Regions from separate parts of the Homo sapiens genome. Here region 1 is linked to region 2. A link is a contact called in ENCODE Hi-C data. All regions are on one chromosome and are shown on one strand. The core of a region is the stretch at or near the end of the contact, and the rest is flanking DNA. Distances in the headings are between cores, read along the strand shown. Region 1 holds the start of NFIA (nuclear factor I A). Region 2 holds the start of USP24 (ubiquitin specific peptidase 24).

Region 1 (3,993 bases), core at 281-2,780, 5.9 Mb after region 2:
TCTCTGGTTATGTCACCTCCACCGAAGGGCAGATTCCCCTGTGTGCCAGTGTCTTTCAACATGATACCTACCTCTTTCCTTTTGGAATTTTGAGAAGGGTTGTCAAATGCAGCATTTTGCAAACCATCATGAGGAAGAGAAGTAAAATAAGGGATGGGGGCTTAGAAGAGGCAGGTAGGCTTTCCCCCCTCCGAGAGAGGAGAGCCTAGAGAGAAAATATGAGGTTAAAAAAAAAAAACTGGAAAAGCAGGCTTACTGGCAACTTGCCAAACCCTAAAAACCACCCCCCTCTTTTCTGCCAAAACAATACTTTAGCAAACCTAAAATAATTGCAGGAAGCTCTTTTCCATTTTAAGAACTATTACCTGGGGGAGGGAAAAAAGGGATTCTTAAAAGGCACCCTTCCAGAGGTGTCCCAGAAACTGGGACGGTAATGATAGCCTATGTCCAGTTCTGGGCACGCGTTTGTGGATCAGAATATCTCCCTTCCCTAAGGGGACATCCCTTTCACATATTTTTTTCCTCCTAAAAAGTAAAAGATGTCACAGCTAAACCACTGTTGTTTCTGAACGTGATAGAACTTTTTCTATGGCGTCTGTGTTCAAACCCACTAGTTTCACAGTCCTGGGAGGGATAACGCTCATTAATCTCCGCCTTCTTTTCTCCAGACCCCCGCCCCCCAAATCCGGTGAATCTTCTGTGGGCACTGATTCCTCACCACCCCCGCTTCTGAATGCCACAGGACCGAAGCTGCACAAAGTTTGCAGGATTGTGTGCATAATTACCTCTGCCGACGAATCTATTCCCACAGAAAGCTTCGCTGGAGAGATTACAATGCTTTGAGCCTTACCGCATTTCAGTGGGGGAAAAAAAGTTACCTAGGAGGTCTGATTTTTCAAAGAAATTTGCATACATGCAAATGTGCCGCCCGGCCTCCTCCTCGGTTCTCTACGTGCCCACGCGGTGGCCCGGGGGGTGCGGGGCAACCTGGCAAAGTTGCCCAAGTCCTCCACCGAGGTCCGCGGAGGTCTGCAGCGGGGGTGGGGGGATGGGGACGAGGAAAAGTAGTTTTGTTTGCTTAAGCACATCCTGTGGCAGCCTATAGCTGCCCGGGAGTACAGACTGTAACTGCTCCTCACTGCGTTACCCAGTAATGCGCTGATCGGGGGAGGGGGCGGGGGGGCCGGGGAGCGAGCGGGAGAGCGAGCAAGCGAGCGAGCAAGGAGCGAGCCACGGAGAGAGCCGGGGAGCGAGCGAGCCAGCCTGCGAGCGCGAGCGGCCGCGGAGGCTCGGGACCCGGCTGGCCGCGCGGCGCCGCAGCCGCCCCCTCCCCCACACCCCCTCCCCCCCGCGGCGGCGGCGCGAGCGGGCGGCGGCTGTGCGGTGCGGTGCAGAGCGGAGGCGGAGGCGGGCGCGCGGGCAGCTCGCGGGCACCCGGCCGGGCCGGCGCGGGAGCGGGAAAGGGTGCGCTATGCCTTTAACACCCGCGTACAGTAGGCATGTATAGTGGAGTGTAGGGAAACTCTAGGCGGGGTTAAAGTTCAGCTCATGGAGCGGCAATAGCGCTGGCTGGCTGGCTGCAGTTGAGCCGACTTGGAAATGTGAACGCAAGAAGCAGGCTTGATTTTTTTTTCTCCCCCCTTCTCTCTCTCTCTCTCTCTCTCTCTTCCTCTCTCCCTCTTTCTCCTCTCTCACCCACACTCACGCACACCTCCAAACCGCACACCCAGACGCACACGCATACCCCAGCGCCCGGCAGTTATGTATTCTCCGCTCTGTCTCACCCAGGTAAGCCGCGGCGTGGATGCGGAGGGCTTGGGGGCCGGGGCGCCGGGGGCAGGGCTGGGGCTGGGTGGGGGGCACCGGGGCCGTCGCTCCGGCCGGGCCCAGGGCGTGCGTCTCGGTGTGTGTCTGTGTCTGCGCGTGTTTCTGTGTGTGTGCGCGCGTGTGCCCGCGGGTGGGGGGGGGGATCCCGCTTAAAGAAAGTAACTTTGTTTCCATGCGGGTGCATTCCTCTTGCACGGCCATTTGTGTGGGCACATGGCTAATGGCGCCCTCTTATTAATGCGTTAATTAATATCGGGGCGACGGACTGCGGAACAGCAGTGTTTTCGGACACCCCGCACGTGTTTCGGCGGGGTTGCAGTCCATGACACGCAGAAATCTGGCTCAGCGTTTCTGCTGCCGGGAGCAGGGATTCCGTAGTGCCGCAGCGCCCGGGGAGGGGGCCGCCGACGGAGCCCACCGCTCACCCCGCACGCTCGGGCCGGCTGCAGTCCTCGGGTGCGGGGAGACCTCGGGTGCCTGCGCCCAACGGCCCGCTCCCCGCAGCCTGCGCTGCCGCAGCCCCCCGCCGTCTTCCCGAACTCTTACTTTTGTTTATTGTTTGTCAGCCTTCGGGGTCCGGCCGCGGAAAGGACGCGGGCTCCCGTCCCGGCCCCGGCCCGGACAGCGCCCCTCGGACGCGGGCAGGCTGCGGCTAGCCCTCGGCTGAGCGGGGCTACGTGGACGCGCGTTCCCCCGCGCCGGCCGGGTGGAGCCTGCGTCCTCGCCGCGCGCCGGTGGCCCGTTGGCTCTCCCGGAGTGAAAGTTTCGGGGCCGAGACGAGCCCACGTTGTGCAGGGCGCCGAACGCCGGAGGCCGCGGGCCGCGGGCCGGGTAGCGCCGGGCAGAGTTGGGCTCCTAGCCGGGAGCCGGAGCGGCGGCCCGGGCCGGACACGGCTCCCCCCGCCGCCGCCGCCGCCACCACCACCACCGCCACCGCGCGACTCCGGCCGCTCCGCGCGCAGGACGGGGGCAACTTTTCCCCTCCGACTCAACTCAGAGCATGGGGCTCTTGCGCCCCACCGCCTCTCCTTTCCGTGCCCCCCTGTCCATTCCTCCCTTGTCTACCCACCCCCAGGCAAAATATTGCTACTTCGAGACTTCAAATCCGGTCCCCTTTGAATATGTTATTTGTTTTCCTTGACTAAAAGGCTTGAAGTCAAAGTGGTTTTGCGCTATTTTTTTTTTAAGCGTGAGATTTCATACTGCTTTGGTACATTAGGATCTGACCATTAATCACCTACATGAAGTTATATGCTTCACATAAAATGTTTATTCACCTCTCCCTTAAAAAACCTACCACTTCTTGCCTTCATTTAGTAGGAGATAACGGTTTAACCGGAATAGTTTCTGGAAGGCTAAAAAGTATCAGTAGTTTTCGCTCTCCTCTCTAGATTCTGGATTTATTTCCCACATGACATCCCTTCTTATTGCAATATCTAACAGTAATAATACCGGGTATTTGATCTCAGAAGACTCTTAAACGCATCTTTTATGTTGAAATGGTCTGTTTGGGATTTAGGCCTAGCATTAATAATGGATAGCAGTTACTTTTAGTTACTGTAAAAGTTTTTTTTTTTTTTCCTAACAAACTTCCAAAGTTCCTATTTTAGTAACTTGTGGAAGTATGGAATGAAACTTTTCCAACCACTTCTGGCAAGGTTCACAATTGCATATGGATAAGATGCAAAGTGTAAGATAATTTGAATGAATTACGGACTATAGTGAAAATGCTGAGATTCGAAGGCTGAAGTTCTAGCTGGCAGAAGTTTGCAACACACAGAACTTGTAGATAATATCAGCGAGCTGCAATAAAGGGAAAGGACCCTAACAGATACATTAGTGTCTTCTCAATTGAGCTCTGAAAAGATAAATTTATATTTGGGAATGGTGCATATATGAGGGCACCTGTATATCCATGCAGGCCTAGGGCACAGTCAGGTATTTAACAAAGTTGGCCTCTGTTGGTTCATGAGGTATTATGACATTAAGAGAGTTTTTTTTTTTCTTTTTTTTTCGGCTTACATATTCAGCAGCGTTGATTGATGCATTCACTAGGCCTTCTTCTGGAAACACCACTAAGAGAAATGCTTATTTAGTGTAACAGTTTGTAAAGAAAATGTACAATAAATAGTGAATGAGGGCTCATATTTTATGGGTTCTGCTTTT
Region 2 (3,749 bases), core at 746-3,245:
CTAAGTGTGGAAGCCAAAGAAATCTTGTGCAGAAACCTGTTCTTTTTAAGTGCCACCTTCTTGTTCAAGCTACTTCAGCCCGAGGAACTGTTGCAAAAGCATACAATTAAAAGGATATAACACTGCTCAGGAAAAAGTGTTTCAAAAGGCTTAGCTTCACTAAGCTTAATTCTTCATTAAGAACGAACCAAATTCGTATCTCTACCTAATAACGCAATCCCAATAATTTGAGATCTGTGCTTTTCTGTGGTCAGGCCAAGCTGCTCTACTGGCCCCTGAAATGAACTACCCAACGAATCTGACCAAAATTCCTGCCATGAGCTACTATGTTTCTGCAAAGTAATTATTCAAAAGCACTGCTGCTTCTGGTCGATCTTTTTTCTTTATTATAGAAGAGTCCGTTTTCTTCCCCCACGTTCCTTGCTCACACCCCAAACTAAACAGGCATAGTCTTCTCCACCTAGACTTGAGGTCTCTGATCAAAGCCATTAGCCTCAAGACTCCTCCTCCACCCCCACTGCGCTCCCACCCTGTTCCGCGCCCCTCTGCATAGCACCCTCAGTATGACTACCATCTCTTTCCCCGGTCTAATTTTCTCTCATTTCTGACCTTATCGATGACCAGTACTCCCTCTTTACCCAGACCTGGTGCCAGCTCTATCTTCCAATTCCAGTCCCCATCCCTGCCTAGACCCTCCTCAGCTCCCACCCCTGCCCAGGCCTCCCACCTCTGCCCTCTCAGTGCAATCCCCACTGCTCTCATACCTGATTTTATTCAAGTCCTCATTCCTGGCCGCGGCCCCTTCCCTCTTCATTTTAAATCCTACTCAATGCCCCCCCTTTCCGACCCTTGGCTAAAACCCCAACCTCACTCCTAACCCCAACAGTTTTCCTGTGATCCTGTCAAAGACCACTACTCTGGCCGGCCCACACCGCTTTTTCTGACTCTGAGCCTGGTGCCTCCGCCAATCCTTCACTGAAACCTCGTGCCACAAAATCTCCGACCTAGCCTAGTGCACTAGTACCCCATTTCCGACCCCCTACTGCACGCATCCTTCCCACTATATGCTCAAGTGTCTGTCCTCCCATCTCGGATGATAGCCCTGGAGCCTCCTCCCCATCGTCGGCGTGCATAGCCGGAAGCCTAAGGGACCCCTCCTCACCCCAACCCACAGCTCCGCTGCGCATCCCTAATTCCCTTTCACACGCCTCTCCTATGGGTCCCTCTCCCCACTTACCCCCAATCAAGTGACTTCGGTTCCCAACTGGAGCCTGGGGCTTCTCTCTCTCTCTCCGCCCCGCCCCCACTAAAGCCCCAGTCGAATGCCCTCTCTCCCCACACCAAGCCCAGCGGGGTGTGTCCCCTCCCAGGAACTCCAGCCCAGTGGCTTCCCACAGAGGTCTGGGGTTGCCCCTCCTCACCTCCGCGTCCACCACCTCGTGGTAGGCGGGCGGGGGGTCGAAGCCGCCCCCGCCTCCGGTGCTCCCGCCGCGGGAGGGGCCGCCGCCGCCGCCGTCACCTCCGCCGTCGCCCCGCGGGCCCCCGCCGGGCCCGGGGCTGGGGCCACCGCCGCTGTCCATGGGCTCGTAGCCGCCGTAGTCGAGGCCCGGCCGCTCGTTGGTGAGCAGTGCCACGGCCTCGTTAATGTCGTTCTTGGCCAGGCGCAGGGCCTTGCGGATGGTGGCGGGGTCTGAGAAGCCCATGCACAGCAGCGTGGTCATGTGCTGCTCCTCCTCCGATTCCATGGCTTGGGCCTCCTGGCCGCCCCGGCCAGCGCACGGCGAAGCTACGGGTCCCGGGCCTGGCGGGCCGCGCGGCGCACCCTCCGCGCCGCCTCCGCGCCCAGGTTGGCCCCTGCGTTCCTGCCCCGGGTGCTCCGCAGCAGCCGGGCCAGGCTGGGTGCGGGCTTGGGTCCTGCGAGCCGAGCTAGTGCGGTGAGGCGCTCAGGCGCGGCTGCGGCCCGGCCCAGCCCTGCGCGCCGCCATGTTGGCCTCCTCCCCCTCCGCCTCCTCCTCCCCGGGCGGCGGGGCCGCGCCTCGGCTCCCGGAAGCGGCACGGGAGGCGACCGTGCTCGCCGTTGGCAGGCTAGGGTTGGCGGCGGCGTATTCTGTTTGTTTTAAACGAAGGAGCGGAGGGAGGGGCCGCGCCGCGGAGCGTGCCTAAGGTGAAAGGGCTGCCGTGCAGCCAGGCAGAGGCGAGGAAGGCTTCTCCATCGTCGCCACCGCCCGCCTGTTTCGCCGGCAACAGGTTCCCCCGGGACGGGAGGGGCCGCAGCGCCGCGCAGCTCGCAGCGCTGAACGTCGCGGAAATCCCTTGGCCGGCCGAGCCTCCGCAGCCGCGACCCGGCTTCTCTCCGTCCGAGTCCCCCGAGCCTCTCCGAACCCCCGTTGGACTTCCCCTCCCTGGCCGGCGCCGCCCGACCCGCTCCCCCATCCTAGAGGGAATTCCCTGCGCCGCGGCTGTGAGGCACCTCCACCCCGGCCTGAAATGCACCGCAGTCCTGAAGGAAATCCACCCTCATCCCACGCAGATTCACCCGCAACGCTGCCTGAATACGCCTCGCTGCCCACAGAAATTCCTGCCCAAACCAGACGCGTGGACCACCCAAGACGAAATTCACACTCGACCCTAGCCCCGCCAGCCCTTGCCGAAATCACCCTAAACCCGTTGAAATTAATTCCCAGCTGTCCGAATTTTCCTTCCAACATTAACTGACTACCTGTCTCCGCCAAGCTGACTGAACTCTACCGAACTCTTACCCTGAAAGCCCCTGAGAGTCCAAAATATATTTTTCCAGCCCGAAATCTAAATCCCAGTTCTCTGTATGAAAACCTCCAGAAACCCAGACTCTTACTTCCTTCGGCCACGGACTCGTTCGAACATCGTGGACATCACCTTCCCACATTTTTACCGCAGTCTTTGGCTCCGATTCTTTGTCCCTGCCTCTTGGGCAGCATCCTATCCCTGTTTCTTTCCACCTTTGAGGATTCCTCTACCTCTTTAAAGGCCTGCTTTCTTTGCTTTCTCTTCTCACCTTTGGCATTGGCACACTGGGGTCATATCTTTAGTTCCCTTGACTCCACCATCTAAGCCAAGGGTGTCCAATCTTTTGGCTTCCCTGGGCTACATTGGAAGGAGAAAAATTGTCTTGGACCACATATAAAATATTCTAACGCTAATGGTAGCTGATGAAACTTTTAAAAAATCTCATCATGTTTTAAGAAGTTTACGAATTTGTGCTGAGCCGCATTCAAAGCCGTCCTGGGCCTAAGTCCTTGCTATTTTTCCTCTTCAATTTCCTTCAATCCATAGTTCTCTAGGTTATTTTCCCACCCTTTCCCAAGATTCGGATATCCCTTCATTCTTGCTGAGTTCATCTCCTATGCCTATTCCTACATACTTGCTGAGTTCATCTTCTAATGTCCTCATCCTGGTTTCTTCCTGAACCTGAAATCCAGCTAACCTTACTTTTTCATCCCATCAAACCCCTGCTGTTGCCAGCCCAGCACTCACGAAGATCTTTACATACACCAAATATTAAATTAGGGCCGGTACCTAGACATTGTCTCTGCACTCTGCTGGCATATTTTCCCCTGGACCACGAACCCTTCGTACCTAGTAACTTGCCACCTGTGTTTATAAATACCAGCAATTTGATTTACAGGGTGAATTTGTCACTATTGTTTACTTTTAAATGAAGTTACTGTATTTGTTGTTTCCATTAAAGGCGACATTATAAAGCCTAGGCC

The links. A loop is a pair of places that touch in the nucleus more often than their neighbours do. Pooled maps may share reads with other maps.
Region 1: a map of naive thymus-derived CD4-positive, alpha-beta T cell shows a loop between it and region 2 (8-fold over the local background). The contact joins the promoter of NFIA here to the promoter of USP24 in region 2. A Hi-C loop is called at or near these places in 2 of 168 maps with a recorded cell type or tissue (CD8-positive, alpha-beta T cell and naive thymus-derived CD4-positive, alpha-beta T cell) and 7 of 50 pooled maps.

What each region holds. Positions count from the first base shown.
Region 1 is chr1:61,081,031-61,085,023 of GRCh38, forward strand. NFIA (nuclear factor I A) reads left to right here and starts at 1,531. Exons shown (of 11, transcript NM_001134673.4): 1 at 1,531-1,788. The coding sequence starts at 1,762. RefSeq lists a silencer at 807-1,101.
Region 2 is chr1:55,213,369-55,217,117 of GRCh38, forward strand. It overlaps USP24 (ubiquitin specific peptidase 24), which reads right to left and starts at 1,996. Exons shown (of 68, transcript NM_015306.3): 1 at 1,422-1,996. The coding sequence starts at 1,745. LOC100507634 (a long non-coding RNA gene) reads left to right here and starts at 2,040. Exons shown (of 1, transcript NR_038320.1): 1 at 2,040-3,749. RefSeq lists an enhancer at 884-943 and silencers at 1,404-1,593, 1,664-2,173.